2 separate regions of the Mus musculus genome follow, and region 1 is linked to region 2. The links are chromatin loops, found by intact Hi-C in ENCODE. Cell type or tissue: heart. All regions are shown on one strand. Each heading gives the region's core, and the rest is flanking DNA. Links, peaks and the distances in the headings are about the cores only. Region 1 has its middle 15 kb from the start of Mir7078. Region 2 holds the start of Atmin (ATM interactor).

Region 1 (8,251 bases), core at 1,892-4,391, 530 kb before region 2:
ATAAGATACAGAGTGAGCAGGCAGGACATCTGTTGCCATCTTCTGGCCTCTGTGAGAGTTTGTACACAAATGTACACACACACAGTCTCTCTCTCTCTCTCTCTCTCTCTCTCTCTCTCTCTCTCTCTCACACACACACACACACACACACACACACACACCTTATTTACACAGTGCTGCTACTACACTAGATCTATAGAAGCTAGAGATGGCTTACTGCACACAGGGTAAGTGTGAAGGTCTCATGCCAACATGCGCCCTTACATCTGAGGGACATGAACATTCGAGGTTTGGGTATCTGTTGGGGGGAATGGGTCCCCATGGTCATCTTTAGAGATGGTGCCTCAGGTCCCCTGTGCAGGGAAAGCCCATGTGTCCTCAAAGGACCCACCTAAGAGATAGACATACTCTGTTCAAAGCCAACATCAACGGGGACATTGAAGACTCTCGGCCATCTGAAGATCATTCGAGGTGGACTCTGGGCCCTGTGATGAGATCCGCTCCTCACCATCAGAGGAACGCTCCTGAGTGGCTAGTGAGCTCCTTGACACTCTGGTCACCTTGGCCTTGATTTTCCCATTGCATCCTCTAGGAACTGGGCACAATGTCCAGGGAAGGCTTCATAACTGATAGCCAATTACATTCTGTCATCTGGAATCTTCCATGGCTTCTAGCCCCTGCTGGCCAACCCTGGCCATGCAACACCTCCATCCTACCTTTCTAGCACTCCATATGTCCCGTCAACCCCTCAGGGCTCTGCCTATTTGAAGGGGCCTTTAGCCTCCAGGCCTTTGGCCACACAGGTCTTTCCACTGGGCCCTAGTCTATGTCAGATATAGGGCAATGAATTGCATAAAGAATTGCTAACCAGGAACTGGAAACTGACAAGATTCCAAGTCCCCATGTCACCCCACACTGCCTCTCTCCATCGGAGAATGTCATTCTAGGTGAGGCTGAGAACACGGGTGTCACGCCACCCCACAGCAGTACTGAAAGCATCTTGACTCGGAAGAATTCCACGTTAGTGTGCTGCCTGCTTTCAGAACCCTTTGGAAAATTCTGGAGACCCCCAGAGAACGTTCCAGAAATGGAGAATTCTCCCGAGCTCTGCCCCAAGGGAAAGCTCTAGCCTGAAGGCCTGAAACTCAGTTCTGCCTCACTACCCTGTCAACTGTGTGACTCTGGGCCTCTCTGTGTGACTGCCCCCCTCTGTGTGACACACACACACACACATATATTTGTTTTTTTTTTTTTTTCGGTCTTTTCGAGACAGGGTTTCTCTGTATAGCCCTGGCTATCCTGGAACTCACTCTGTAGACCAGGCTGGCCTCGAACTCAGAAATCTGCCTGCCTCTGCCTCCCGAGTGCTGGGATTAAAGGCGTGTGCCACCATGCCCAGCTTAGCTTCTCTTTCTACTTCTTGAATATGGACTAGTGGCCCTCAGGTCATGGGTACTCTCTAGGGAAAAGCATAGAGGAACTATAGTCTTGGTTGTGATGGGCCCCAAACTGTCTGGGATCCAGCAGAGTGCTAAAATAATTGAAGGTCGGGCTAGAGAGGTGGCTCATAGGTTAAGAGGTGCTGTTCTTCCAGAGGTCCTGAGTTCAATTCCCAGAAACCACATGGTGGCTCACAACCATTTGTAGTAAGATCGGTGCCTTTTTCTAGCCCACAGGCATATATCCAGGCAGAATTTTTTTTTAAAGATTTATTTATTTATTATATGTAAGTACACTGTAGCTGTCTTCAGACATACCAGAAGAGGGAGTCAGATCTCATTAGGGATGGTTGTGAGCCACCATGTGGTTGCTGGGATTTGAACTCAAGGACCTTCAGAAGAGCAGTCGGGTGCTCTTACCTGCTGAGCCATCTCACCAGCCCCCCAGGCAGAATTATTATGTATACATAATAAATTAATAAATAAGTCTTTAAAAAAAATAGTAATTGAGCCGGGCGTGGTGGCTCATGCCTTTAATCCCAGCACTCGGGAGGTAGAGGCAGGCGAATTTCTGAGTTTGAGGCCAGCCTGGTCTACAAAGTGAGTTCCAGGACAGCCAGGGCTACACAGAGAAACCCTGTCTCGAAAAACCAAATAATGATAATGATAATGATAATAATAATAATAATAATAATAATAATTGGAGTTTTCCATTTCCTGGTCTAACCCTAAAAGCTGTCACGGCAGGACACTTGGATCATGTGGTATGACTTTCTTCATTGCTGGGCAGTACCACACAGCATCCTGAGGCAGTGCCCCACCCCCTCCAGGCCCCACCAAGTTCCGCCCTAACTTTCACTTCCCTGTCTGTGGTCTCTGCGCCGGCCTGGTACACGTTCTAAACAGGTACCCTAAAACTCACTGGGGCACTGGCTGTCAATCAGGGTGACTGTGACCCCCCCCCCCCCAGGTAGGCTTTCTAGACCCAAGTAAGTAAAAACACGTGATCTTTGGGACAGGGTGACACAAAAAGGCATGAGACGTTTATCTGCAATTAAATGAAATGGGCAGCCTATGTCTTGCATGCCACTCTATGCCTAGGAGACATCTGCCAATCTGGAGACACGTCTGTCCCACCTGGTAATGTTTCCGGAGACTGAAGTCATCAAGGCAAGGGGGCAGGGGGTCCCTTGGTAGAGAACAACCCAGGCACAGGTGCCAGGAATGCTTAGAGTACAGGACCCTGTGTCTATACACACCTCAGAACTCTCAGGACCACACCGAAAGGCACGGTGGTCAAGTCGGGGGGGGGGGGGGAAACCAAGGCAGGGGTGCCGTGCCTCCATTTGTTATAGTCTCGTGCTGTAATTTCTCTCTGCTAAAGTCAGCGCAGAGCCGGGTAGAGTATCCAGGAAAAGAAGGAGCAGGCCGGGCGTGGTGGCGCACGCCTTTAATCCCAGCACTCCGGAGGCAGAGGCAGGCGGATTTCTGAGTTCGAGGCTAGCCTGGTCTACAAAGTGAGTCCAGGACAGCCAGGACTGCAGAGAAACCCCGTCTCAAAAAACAAAAAAACAAAAAAAAAAAAAAAAGAAGGAGCAGGAAAGGAAGGGTGGAGCCCTCCAGGGTTCCCCAGGTATCACATCCAGGATTCCCCATGAACCGGCATCTCACCACCAGCACTGGGCTCTGGCTGACCTGCTGGACTGTTACTGATCTGGCCACCAGGGGGCAGCAGAGACTGGGAAGTGCCTGCAAGCCCCGCCCTCCCCGACTCCTGATCTAGGAAGTTCTGCAACTGGGCTTGAGGTTGCAGTCTTTTAAGTTGGGCAGTCTTGTAAGTTGGGGGGTTGGCGGGGGATGGGGTGGGGTGGAGGGTGGGGGGTGGGGGGAACACTGGAGGGGTGGGATTCTATTTCCCAGAAAGGGGCTCTGGTGGGGTTTTTTTGTTTATTTGTTTTTTTGTTTGTTTGGTACCATTTGTGTAGCAGTAACCTGAGGGCTGTAAAAATCTTCCAACGTGGTATATACACTGTGGTGAAAGGAAGGAGGTTTCTGATGCACGCATAGATGATGGGGGCCGGGAGGGCTTGGTACCTTCCTCTTCATTTACTTGCAAGTCTAATGCTGCCAAGACAAGAGAAACCGACTTTTGATGAAGGAGATGAAAATATTTGAGGAAGATTATCTTGCTCTGCATGGATTGGAACTTTACATGAAGGGATATGAGATGGCTCAGTGGGGTAAAGGGGCCTGCGGACAAGCCTGACCACCTGAGTTCGGTCCCTGGGACTCACATGGTAGGAAAAAACCCAACTCCCACAAATTGTTCTCTAGCATTCACACACACACACACACACACACACACACACACACACACACACTGAATGAATGAATGAATGAATGAATGAATGAATAAATAAATAAATAAATAAATAAATAAAATAAAGGCATGCACCTTTAATCCCAGAACTTGGGAGACAGAGGCAGGTAGGTCTGTTTCAGGCCAGCCTGGTCTACAGAGTGAGTTCCAATATAGCTAGGGCTAAACAAAAAAAGGGGCTGGAGAGATGGCTCAGCGGTTAAGAGCACCGAATGCTCTTCCAGAGATCCTGAGATCAAGTCCCAGCAACCACATGGTGGCTCACAGCCATCTGTAATGAGGTCTGATGCCCTCTTTTGGTGTGTCTGACGAGAGCAATGGTGGTGTACTCATGTATAAAATAAATAAATAAATCTTTTAAAAAAGAAAAAGAAAAACAAAAACCAAAAAAGCAAACAAATAAAAATCACATTGAGCATAACTAGCAAGACTCTTTCTCTTTCTTTGTTTCTTTCTTTCTTTCTTTCTTTCTTTTTTTTTTTTAACAAATTCTTTTTTTTTTTAAAGATTTATTTATTTATTATATGTAAGTACACTGTAGCTGTCTTCAGACAGCACCAGAAGAGGGAGTCTGATCTCATTACAGATGGTTGTGAGCCACCATGTGGTTGCTGGTATTTGAACTCTGGACCTTCGGAAGAGCAGTCGGGTGCTCTTACCCACTGAGCCATCTCACCAGCCCCTCTTTCTTTCTTTCTTTCTTTCTTTCTTTCTTTCTTTCTTCCTTCCTTCCTTCCTTCCTTTCTTTCTTTCTTTCTTTCTTTCTTTCTTTCTTCCTCTCTTGTTTGTTGTGCTGTTTTTGGTTTTGTTTTGTTTTGACTGAGTAAACTGTGTAGCCTGCCCAGCTAGGGGCTTGCTTTTCAAAGGGTCCTGTGGGCAGAACCCAGGGCCTTGTGTGCTCTAGCGCTAGTTCCTCAGCCGCAGTGAGTCCATTGTTCTCTCCTTGGGGACACTTTAAAAGCCAATTTATATAAAACAGTCAATTAAAGAGTTACCAGGCGATCACAGCTGGTCCTGACTTCAAAATAGAAAAACGAGAAAGAACAAGGGAGGAGAGATAACCAACGTGAATGTCTCCCGATACTCACGGTAGATGAACGCATGAGCACAGTGTGGGCTGTGGGCCTGTGAGATGGCTCAGCACATCAGGGGGCTTGCTGCCAAGTTTACAACCTGGGCTTAATCCCTGGGACCTCCATGGCAAAAGGGAACCAGCTCCCAGACACTCTCCTCTAACCTCCACTTGTACCCTGTGGCACATGTGTGCCTGCACACACACACACACACACACACACACACACACACACACACAATTACTTGTGTCTACACAAAACACAATAAACTATTTTGGGGTGGGACATGTATAGAGAGTGGAATATTATATAGCCATGAAAAAGACGGCAGTGATGACCCATGCTACAATAAGGATGACCCCGGAAGACATATTCAGAGAGATAAGCTGGATGCAGAAGGTATGCATCATTTGATTCCACTTATCAGAGATCCACAGAGTAGCTAAATGGAGCAGTTAGAGACACACATCAGAAAGACATTGTCAGACACTGAGAGAGGAGATGGAAATAAAGAGTTAATGAGCCATGTGCAGAAAAAAGTGATTCAAACCAGGGGCTAGGGATGTAGCTCAGGGTGTGAACATGCAAGGCCCCAGGCTCCATCTCCAGTAACGTGGCACACACAAGAAGGTCAAAATGACGAGTTTAGGATACACACATTTTAATTACATTTAGTGGCGCTGGGGGGCTGGGCATACACACTCCATAACACTCATGTGAAGATCAAAGGACAACTTAGGGGAATTGGTTCTCTACCCACAACATGCGGTTCTCGGAGATTCAACTCAAATCATCAGGGTTAGTGGCAAGCACCCTCATTGCCTAGTGCTTGCTAACCACTTGCAACAGAAACAAAAATGTGTTCCCACAGACAACAGCATGCCACATCTCTTGCTTGGGTCATTTAACATGTCTGGGGGACTTTCCCAGGCAGTCAGGGACCAGAGTTAGTTCGGGGCTAGTCTCAGGTCTTGATGCCCTGGGGAAATAGCTAGTACCTCCAGGTGTTCATCTGTTCATTTAGAGGTTTTTAAAGGATGTGCACAGACTAACCGGCTGGCAGACACTGTGCCTTCAAGAGACAGAAGTGAACTCCTGCCAGGCTGTCCCTGCCTGACCAAGGAGAAGAAGTGTGTTAAGCAGTCCTGAGCACAGAGAGGTAGCTGTGGTCAAAACGCCCATTTTCAGGAGCTAGAAAGCTGGTAGCTGGTGGCAGGGGGTGGGGGTCACACCGATTTCAGGGCAGAAGCAGATCCCTTTAATCCCAGCACTTGGGAGGCAGAGGCAGGAGGATTTCTGAGTTTGAGGCCAGCCTGGTCTACAGAGTGAGTTCCAGGACAGCCAAGGCTATACAGAGAAACCCTGTCTCGAAAACGAACAAACAAACAAAAACAAAAACAAAAAAATCAAAAAGGGGCGATCGATCCTTGAGACACTGCAGGAGTCTGAAGAATGCTCACAGTAGAGGATTTGGGTCGGGGACCCAACTCTTACCTTGTCCCTGTTCCACAGTGATTGTCAAAGCTCACACCTGGGCCACCACTGGAACAGCAACCCCAAAAAAAAAAAAAAAAAGCCACAGTAACCAACCAGGGTCAAGGGTGACAGCAACGGGAATGAGAGAGAGTACTTTATCCACCCTCACACCCGGGCTGGGGAAGAACCAGAGAGGGGTAGTTCAGAGGAACACATCTGAGATAGAAGCCTTCTTCAGCAGTCGTTAAGAAACTAGAAAGAAGGCTGGGCGGTGGCAGTGCATGCCTTTGATCACAGCACTCGGGAGGCAGAGACAGGAAGAGCTTTGTGAGTTCAAGGCCAGCCTGGTCTGCAGAGTGAGTTCCAGGACAGCCAGGGCTACACAGAGAAACCATGTCTGGAAACAACAGAAGGAGACCAGAAAGAAGGACATGACAGAACTACCGCCTGGGGGGTGGGGGGTAGCTCAGCTCTCGCTCAGTGTCTACAACCTGGAAACTTTAGGGCTCTCCTCATTCCCCTTCAAGGAGCAACCAGCAGGGGGCAGCCGAGCCCTAGCACTGTCCCTCCTCCACCCTTTCCATCTGCTGGCTGCTGTTTTCTGATACAAGCATGGCCCACAGAAATATTTGTGGAGCCCTCAAATGTGGGGCAGGGCAACACCCCAGCACTCCACTTCACCCAGTGGAGGAGCCTTGCCCAGATCTAGTGAGGGAGGAGGGCAGGCAGAAACCTCTTCTACTGCCCCCTCCTCCTTCCTTTCCTTCTCTCTTTGAGACAAGATCTCTGTAGCCCAGGTTAGCCTCTAACTCACTAAGTAATGGGGAATGACCTTGAACTCCTGGTCACTTTTGCCTCCATCCTCCAAGTGCCGGGGTTACAGTATTTATCGCCTTACCCAGTTCTATCTGGCACTTGGGAATGAACCCAGGACTTTGTGAAAGATAGACAAGCCTTCCACCAACTGAGCTATAGACCTAGCACAGAATTGGTGCTCTTTGCCCTCGGCTGGACCCTTCTGAAGGAGGAGATCTGCAGAACGCCCAGCTCCTGCAAGGATACTACAGTTCCGCACTGTAGATTCTAAGATTACAGTTTCTAGACCCCAAAGCGGGGGATCCAGGTTCCATCTCACAGAGTTTCCCGTCCTTCTACCTTCGAAGCCAATGCAAGAACGCAGCCACATCTGAGACCCAGGGGCGGGCAGGCAGGGAGCCCTCCTGGTCCTGGCACCCTGACTCCTCCTCCCTGCAGGAAGGACTGTGCTCCGGGCTGAGCTGCAGCCTGTGAGCCTCAGCCTACTCTGACTGCTACTGCCCTCCTTCCCAGCCTGGTGTGTGTGTGTGTGTGTGTGTGTGTGTGTGTGTGTGTGTGTGTGTGTGTGTGTGCGCGCGCGCGAGCGTGTTGAAGGGGGGAGCTCTGCAGCAGCTGCCTCCTGTAAGGGAAACTGGGTCTCCATGGTAACATTGACGTCAGGGGCCCAGGTTGGGAATGAGGCCTCCCGCCCCCAGTGGCCAGCTCAGCCCAGCCTCAGCCCTGATCTGCAGCAGCTGGGACCCCGGAGTGCTGAAGCCGCCGGCCTTGCCCTCTGATCTGACCCATTAGGGGATGCGGGGATGCCAGCGGCCCTCGACAGGTGCATGCATCCCGGTGGACCTTGCTACCTGTCCTCCTTTGGCAGCCCCCATTTTGTCCTCAAAGTGCCCTCAGCTGGTTGCTTGCTTAACAGACCCTGCTTCCTGCTCCATTTATCATCAGCCCCCTCCCACAGCGCATGTGCACTTAATGAGAATGGGGAAGAAGGTGCCGGGAAGGCAACCATTTCCCAGCTTATCATTTAGCGCACACCCCACTCTATACCCGACCCCAGTTCATTGTTCTGG
Region 2 (8,251 bases), core at 5,365-7,864:
AAAGACCTTACAGCTTTTACTTTATTCCTTTTGCCCTTATAATCTTTTTTCCCCTGAGAAGAGGGCGTCAGATCTCATTACAGATGGTTGTGAGCCACCATGTGGTTGCTGGGATTTGAACGTAGGACCTTCGGAAGAGTAGTCAGTGCTATTAACTGTTGAGCCATCTCGCCAGCCCCAGAAAGCATTCTTAATCATGGAGCCATCTCTCCAGCTTCAGTCTTTATTGTTTTTGCTGTTTACTCTTTATTGTTACTGCTTTGTGGGGCCGTCTGAGCCATAGCCACAGCCCTGTATACTTTTGTTTTTTGCCAGAAGTCTTAATATCAATACCTGAGTCCCCTGTGAAGGTCTAACTCAGCGGTTCTCAGCCTTCCCGATGCTGCGACCTTTAATACATTTCTTCATGTGCTGGTGAACCTGACCATAAAATGACTTTGTTGGTAACTCTAACTTCGCTACTGTTATGAATGTATATATCTGTACTGTAACGTAAATATCTGTTATCCCTGCCCCCAAAGGGGCCACAACCCACAGGTTGAGGACCACTGGTCTAACTGACCACAGTTTTTGTTGAACATTGGCACTCACTATGTTATGACAACCAAAACTGTCTCTCATCACCGACCTCATTTCATTTACCAATTTACCATCTGTTTTAATGGAAAACAACTGAACCAACACATGCGTTCCCCATCCAGTATCATCAATGAGGGGAAAGACATAGGTATGTGTTCAACTGAAAGATGCTTCCCAACTCCTGAATTCACATGTCCACGATGGAGCGCCTTCTGTCTCCTTCATCAGGTCCCAAGCTGTTTAATGTGCCCCAAAATTGAACTGGCATCCTGCATATTTTGCCAGATATATAATTTTATTCTGGGGCTGGAGAGATGGCTCAGAGGTTAAGAACAAGGGCTGTTCTGCCAAAGGTGCCCTCTTCTTCTGTGTAAGTATACAAGAAGTCAGAACACTGTATATTTAATAAATAAATCTTTTTTAAAAATAAAGATAAAGCTTTATTCTGAAGTACTGTGTGTGCAGGCATGAGTTTTTGCATGCCACAAACAAGTAGGAGCCTGTGGAGGCCAGAAGCGGGTGTCAGATCATCTGGAACTAGTGTTGCGTGTGGTAGTGAGTATCTCTGTGGGTGCTGGGAACTGAACCCAGTCCACTGTAAAAGCTGTACTCGCTCCTAACCATTGAGCTATTTTTTAAATTAATATTTTAAAATTAAATTTAAAATGTTAAATTTTTGCCCCCAGATGGATATTGAATGTACCTTCAACCACGCCACTACCTTGTCCAGTCCATTTCCAGCAGCTCCCCGATGCCACCCATGGCCACACTTCAGGGCCCGAGACACTCAGGTCCCCAGCCTTCCTTGCATTCCTCTCATACCTAATGGAACTCAGACTGAAATGCCCTTTACAAAGTGCTGGGGACCAGAACTGACTCTGAGATTCAAATATTTGCATAGACTTTACTGGCTCAGTGTCTCTAGTTGGAAAACCCCAAACCCTCCTAAACCAGAGCTTTTCTTCAAGCTTCAGATTGGTGGCCAAAGAGTTCTGGATTTGGAGTATTTCAGGTGCTCAGCCTATAGTTTTAATTCCCCAGCCTTTTCATTTGTGTAACTGACTGGCTCTGAGTACTGTGAACCCAGGAAACGTTCCGGTAAGCCTGTGTTCTGTGCGCAGTGCTCAGGAGGCCCACCAGACCTGGAAGTGCAGTTTAAGTGGGGCTGAGATAACAGCAGTCATTCAAATGGATACTAAACCCCTCCACCCTGGCAGCCACCCACCACTACCCCACACTTCCCTTTTTTATCATAGGTGCCCACAGGGCTTTGGGGTTTCTTTTTATTGTTCTGAGACAGTGAGTTCAAAGGTCGGCTGGGGAGGGGAGAGAACTGCACACCACATGAGGCAGGAGAGTAGCATTCCCTCTGCTGTCCTCTGCAGGAGTCAAGGACACGCGCCAGTTGGGGACTCAGTGCTGCACTGTGTCTGTGGTTGGAACGAGGGTCCACTCTCTCACTCATTCCTTGGCTCTCCTACTGCTGTTGGCTCCTTTTGCTCATAGGATGCTCTACCCAGCCAACATTCCTCTCTCAGATGGAAATGTGGGAACATTTTATTAAAATAATATTATCATTACTAATATTAAAAGTAATAAATTTAGACGGGCAGTGGTGGCGCACACCTTTAATCCCAGCACTTGGGAGGCAGAGGCAGGCGGATTTCTGAGTTCGAGGCCAGCCTGGTCTACAAAGTGAGTTCCAGGACAACCAGGGCTATACAGACAAACCCTGTCTCCAAAAACCAAAAAAAAAAAAAAAAAAAAAAGTAATGAATTTAAATAACAATATTTAAATGTTTCAAGAATCTGCAGAAGAGAAGACGGTCCCCAAAACTAAGATGGTGGGGACCAAGGGTGTAGCTCAGGGTTAAGCACTTGCCAGCAGGAGTGAGTCCCCGGGTTCCATCTTTAGCACCACAGAACTAAGCCTCCAAAAAACAAGCCTGGAAAAGAGCCCCGGACAGAAGGAGGAGGGGCCGGGGAGGTGGCTTGGTGGTCAAGAGCATTTGCTGATCGTGCAGAGTTCGGTGTCTAGCACCCATGTGGCAGCTGGAAGCTCACATCCACCAGTAACTCCAGCTCCAGGGGACCCAGTGCTGGCTTCTGGCCTTGGTAAGCATCCATGCTTTTGACATGCACACACACACACACACACACACACACACACACAAATGAGAAAATAAAAATACTTTAAAGAGCAGAAAAGGGAGGGCAAAGGGTGTGTGGCTGAAGAGCAGAGTCAAGAAGACCATAAAGATGGTGGCAGAAGCTGCCTAGCACCTCACGGCCCTAGCCGAAAGCACCCGAGGAGCCCACTCTAAACCGGAAGTCAGTATTCGTCATAAGAGATGGTTTACGGAGCAGCTTGCCGCAACCTTTCTAAGTCGCTGGCCACATACCCCTGTCTGAAGCAGAACACAGGATCACTATGCTGGCGGGGCTTTGCTAACAGGTTCTGGAAGTGCCCCCCTGCGCCCTGCCTGCCCTGCTTTCAAATGCCTCTCCAGCAGCCAGGCAGCTCCTACTTCCTCCCACTCTTCCTCTGGATCATTTTAGCTCTCTCTCCACTGCATCATCGCTCTCTGCTGAGCCCACTGCAGGCGCGGCTGGCTGATGACATGTCCACACTTCCTTTCAGGGCGTGGGACATGGCCATTTATTTTGAGAAGCCGCATCAAACCAAAGGCGGCCTGCAATCCCTCGGCCTGATTGGCCGTGCTTCCGAAGGGCTTGAGTATTATCAGGCTGCGGGGTAGATTAGAACATAACGACCATACAACAACTGGTAGGGGAGAGAGACTATCACAGCCAGGGAAATAGAAACAAGGAACGCAATCAGAATCACTCAAGTAGCTGTAGCCAAGACAATGAGAATTCTCATTGAGTTGAAGAAACTCAGCTAATACGGGGCTGCAGAGATCAATCATGTTTCCCCAAACACTAGGGCCTTCTTTCTGGGGACCATGTGTCCTCATGACACTCTCTTCTTTCCTCATAATATTCTGAGGATAACACATGTCAAGAATTGAACTGAAAAGCCTCTGGGTAGCGGCTAGCGGCTAGCTTGAGGATGCACATAGCTGTGACTCTGAGGCCTTACCACAAAAGTATGGCTATGTCACACAGGCCCCTGCATTAGAAAAAAATAACAGACTCCCTTTCCATCAGACAACAGATGCTTAGGAGCTGTGGGGCCCTGAGGTTACCAAGGCAGAGGCTACAAGGAAGTGAGCTGCCGGACAGGGAAACAACAGCCATAGGAAACCCTGAGGCAGTTTAAATACTGCTAAACAAAGCTTCCAGAGACCAAGCAGGAATCTTCTCCCAACAGCCCGTCTTTCTGTTGTCCAATATCTGGGTTCAGGAGTGGGCCAGGCCGTTCACTGCTGTCTCTAGATAAGAGAATCTGAAAAGCGGATGAAGAGTCTGGGAAGAATGACACACAGGCCCTAGGCCAGAGAGGACTCTGGTACTCCGACATACTCAAATCTGAATAAACATCTGACTGCTGATGTCCACACTTGCTGGAGCAGGTCATGGTGGCACACACTGTAGTCCCAGCGCTTGGGGGTAGGCAGGAACACTCCCAGTAAGTTTAGGCTACTCTGGTCTACAGAGTGAACTCAGGCTAGACAGGGTTCCATAGCAAGACCCCGCCTAAGAACTGAACTGAACCAAACCAAACCTGTACTGGCTCAGACATGTTCTTCCTGTCACGTGTCATACCTGCCCTCCTGTGTATTTCTGAGCTGTGAGCACCAATCTAATGTACATTATCACACCACTTCACCACAGCCAGTGGCATCTCTGTGCTTCCAAGGCAGAACCAAGTTGTAGGGGTACAGTGCTCCCCCAATAGCAGGTCCAGATTAAAGAACAAACACTTCGCTAAGAAATGCTGGCTAGAATCACTGTGGCCAACACCAAGGATGCCCTTGGTCAGAGCAGCAGCTTTGTTTTGTGATCAGAAATCACCCGGGGCTGGAGCTGAAGCTGGAGCCCAGAAGAGTGCTTGCCTAGAAAACCTGGGTTTGGTCCCAAGCACTGAATAAAAATGGGCATGATGATGCATGCCGGCAGCCTCAGCATTTAGGAGACTTCAGGAGCATTTAGGGCAGGAGGATCAAGAGTTCAAGGTTATCCTCAGCTACATGGTGAGTTTGAGGATAGTTTGGGCTATACAAGGACATGAACTATCCTATCAGCAAGGGGGACAACACTGAAGGCTGGTGACCGTTGTTGAATGCAAGTTGTAAGGAGCTGAGGGATTAGGCCATGGAATTATTACAGGCACACTCACTCTCCACCCCCCTAAATCATGGTGAGAGAAAGAGAGAATTTAACATTTAGGATGAAAGAGGAAGCTTCAGGTTGGAGCCTGTAGTGAGTTGTGTTCTGGAACGAGGCTCAAACCTTTACACAGAACTTCCTCAGCTTGCCCCTGCTGACATTTCCTGACTGACCTTTCCCTGACATCACTGTTGCCTTTTGTTGGCCTTACTACACTTATTGGCCTTACTACAGAGTAAAACCTAAAAGTTACAGTTGGGGAGTTCTCAGGGGTGGGGGTGGGGGATGCCCACGGTGAATTCACCTGCAGGTCAGAGAGATCCTGCAACCCTCCAAGTAATGACTCAAATCTGACCAGGGGAAAGGCGCACAAAACTGCTTTCAGTGACTTGCGTTTTCCAGTTGGAGCACTGGGGGCACTGAGATCTGACGGTGAAAGGAAGCTTTCTACTGTAAAAGCTGAGCAGCTGTGACTTAACAGGTCTGGCATGGGGGCCCTAACATCTGATTTCCTCCCCCAAGCTTCCAGAGTATACCATGGGTTTGAAAGCCACCGTCCCCATTTATGTAACACGGAGAGGTCTTGGTCAGACATCCGTCATACCAGCTACCGGTGAACCTCCTCCTTACAGATCCACGGGAGAAACCTCCCTCCCCTCTCCTTCCTGCGCAGAGTTGATCTCAGCAGCCTCGTGAAACTTGCAGCTCAAGTGCCCAGAGTCCAACCCAACCCGCAGCCGCTTTTGAGTGACCAGGTAGGACCCACCGGCAGTTTCGTGGGAGGGGCGGAAAGCCTGCGGGGTTGCATCTGGGTGCCTTGGCGACATCACCTGTCGCTCATCCTTGGAACCTGAGTAAACAGGCAGGCTCCCCGAGGTGTTGTGGGCACGCCACCGAGAAGCTGCTTGCCCGGTGCGTTGTGCGCGCTCCCCCGCGCTCTCGCCGTGCTCGGTCGGTCGGGCGCAGGTGGCAGGGCACGGCGCAAACCCCGCACACCCCGCGCCCGCGTCCCCGCCGCGGCCCGCTCACCTGCAGTCGGTGGCTCTTGACGAGGTGCATGTTGAGCGCAGGGCTGTTGGGCAGGATCTTGCCGCAGCCGCGCACGGTGCACAGAATATTGGTGCGCACAGCCCGGGACAGCTCGCTCACAGTCGGCTGGATCAGCTCCCGGGCCGGTGGCACCGGGGCCGCGGCCCGAGCCCTGGCCGGTCTCGGCCGGCTGCCTTGCAGTCGCGACTCGGGCGGCCTCCACGGGCTAGAGGCGGCGGCGGCTCCCCGCGTGCTCGCCGGCGTGGCCGGGACACCCGGGGCCGGACCCGCAGAATCGGCCGCCGCCGCCTCCGTGGCCGCCATGGCTCCCGCACGGCCGCCAGGCCCCTCTCGCAGTGCCCGCCCCCGCCGCAGCCACTTCCGGCAGGGGGCGGGGCCTCCGGGCTCATTAGCATCCGGCCGGTCGGTGGCCGCAGCGCCGCCCGCCGGCCGCGGCGAGCGCGTGTTGGAGGTTGAAGTCCCATGTGCTGGGAGAACAGGTGAATTGGATAGGTTCCATGAACCCACACTTTCTACTTCCTAGGGACCTGAGCTCAGGCAACAGCTGGATAGAAGAGAAAGAGATGCTTTCAGGTTTAACCTTTTTTTTTTGACCGTTGATTTATTGTTATTAGGAATAAATTTTATATTGTAGACTATTTGATTAGCATGCTTAAGGCCCTGGATTTGATCGGTAGCACACTAAAAACAAAACAAAACAAACTTATCTTATTCTTTGAGGCCCCGCCTGGCCTCAGAATCCCCATATAATCAAGGAGTCCTTGAACTCCTTATTCTCTTACCACTACCTCCATACTCCTGGGGTTTTACTAAGCCTAGTGGTAGCGTTAAAGATTGAACCCAGTGCCTTAGACGTGTACTCTGCCAGCTGAGCTACAGCCCAGCCCCCACAGACTAATTCTCTCTTATCTCTGAAGAGGGAAGAGTCTGAGGTGGATCTAGTCGGCTGAAAGCAAGGTGTCAGCTGGGCTTGTTCTTCCAAGGATCTTGCCTTTTTCAGCGTCTAGAGGTCACCTGCATTTCTTTGCCAATGGGCCTTCCTTTACACCAAAATCAGGAATGGGAAGTTGAGTCTGTCACATTTCATAACCGACATCTATCGTCATCATGCCACCTACTACATTGGACCTGGGTATCACAGGGCCAATGGGCTCAACTGCAGAGTCCCTTTGCCTTGGGGACATACTCAGACTCCAGGAATTCTGAAGCAGGCATTTTTGAGAATTGTTCAGCATGACGCTAGGCTTTCTTGTTCAGATTCCAGGTCCAGATTCCTGCCAACTGTACCAGGGAGAGTTACGAAGTAGAATAAATACCCCAGCAAGTGCAAGGGCTTCGGCAGTTCCCATTCAGCCACTCATGAACCTTGTGGGCAGAATGACTTCTTTGTATGTGACTGACTGGTCGGGAGAGTGGTCAAAGGGAGCTAGTGGGGCTAGGGGGATGGCTCTGTGGTTAAGAGCACTTAATGTTCTTACACAAGACAGGTTTGATTCCAAGCACCCAAATGGTGGTTTACAACCATCCATAACTCCAGTTCCCAGGCACGAATGTGGTATACATACACAGATGCAAACAAAGCACTCATACAAATAAAATCAAACCATCCCCCCTCCCCCTTAAAAAGGTATGTATGGAGGAAATGTCTTTAAGCCTTAGTTAGGGTTTCTATTGTGATAAAACACCGTGACCAAAAAGCAAGTTGGGGGAGGAAAGGGTTTATTTGGCTTAGACTTCCAGATTGTAGCCCATCACTGGAGGAAGTCAGGACAGGAACTCAAACAGGGTAGGGATCCGGAGACAGGAACTGATGCAGAGGCCATGGAGGGGCGCTGCTTACTGGCTTGCTCAGCCTGCTTTCTTATAGAACCCAGGATCACCAGCCCAGGGATGGGACCATCTCTCTCATCAATCACTAATTAAGAAAATACCCTTCAGCCTGAAAATACCCTTGCCTGCAGCCTGATATTAGGAAGGCATTTCCTGAAACTGAGATTCCCTCCTCTCAGACAACTCTAGCTTGTATCAAGTTGACGTGAGAACTTGTCAGCACAAAGCCCAAATACTCAGATCACTGAGGGACGAGGGAAGCGCCTGACATGTCTGACCAAGCTAAAACTTAAAATGGTTCCATATCGGATGACCCACAGCCTGTACACATTACTGTATAAGTATTACTTAGTCCTTTCACGACTATTTGTATATTCATCCAAAGGAACTGATAATGCGTTTGTCAGTATCTTTATTCACAGATCAGTGATGCTCAGTTTCAGTGTGCCATGGATAAAAGATCACGAGAAGCATATGTATATTAGGAATATGTATAATA

The links. Peaks named below come from ENCODE experiments on the same cell type or tissue, not always from the same donor. Only the 100,000 strongest peaks of a DNase experiment are listed, where the experiment ranks them.
Region 1: it touches region 2 in a loop (6-fold over the local background); 9 of 42 quality-filtered maps call a loop at or near these places.

What each region holds. Positions count from the first base shown.
Region 1 is chr8:117,470,059-117,478,309 of GRCm38, reverse strand. No RefSeq gene overlaps it. Among named protein-coding and RNA genes, the nearest start is that of Mir7078, 15 kb to the right of the region's middle. In heart, for the core only: a CTCF peak has its summit at 3,154 (motif pointing right); DNase peaks (open chromatin) are centred at 2,279 and 3,179.
Region 2 is chr8:116,941,401-116,949,651 of GRCm38, reverse strand. It overlaps Atmin (ATM interactor), which reads right to left and starts at 6,259. Exons shown (of 4, transcript NM_177700.4): 1 at 5,902-6,259. The coding sequence starts at 6,225. It overlaps Cenpn (centromere protein N), which reads right to left. Exons shown (of 12, transcript NM_028131.3): 12 at 8,149-8,251. It also overlaps a transcript of Cmc2 not described here. In heart, for the core only: a CTCF peak has its summit at 6,385; DNase peaks (open chromatin) are centred at 5,521 and 6,281; H3K4me3 peaks cover 1,115 bases; H3K27ac peaks cover 1,042 bases.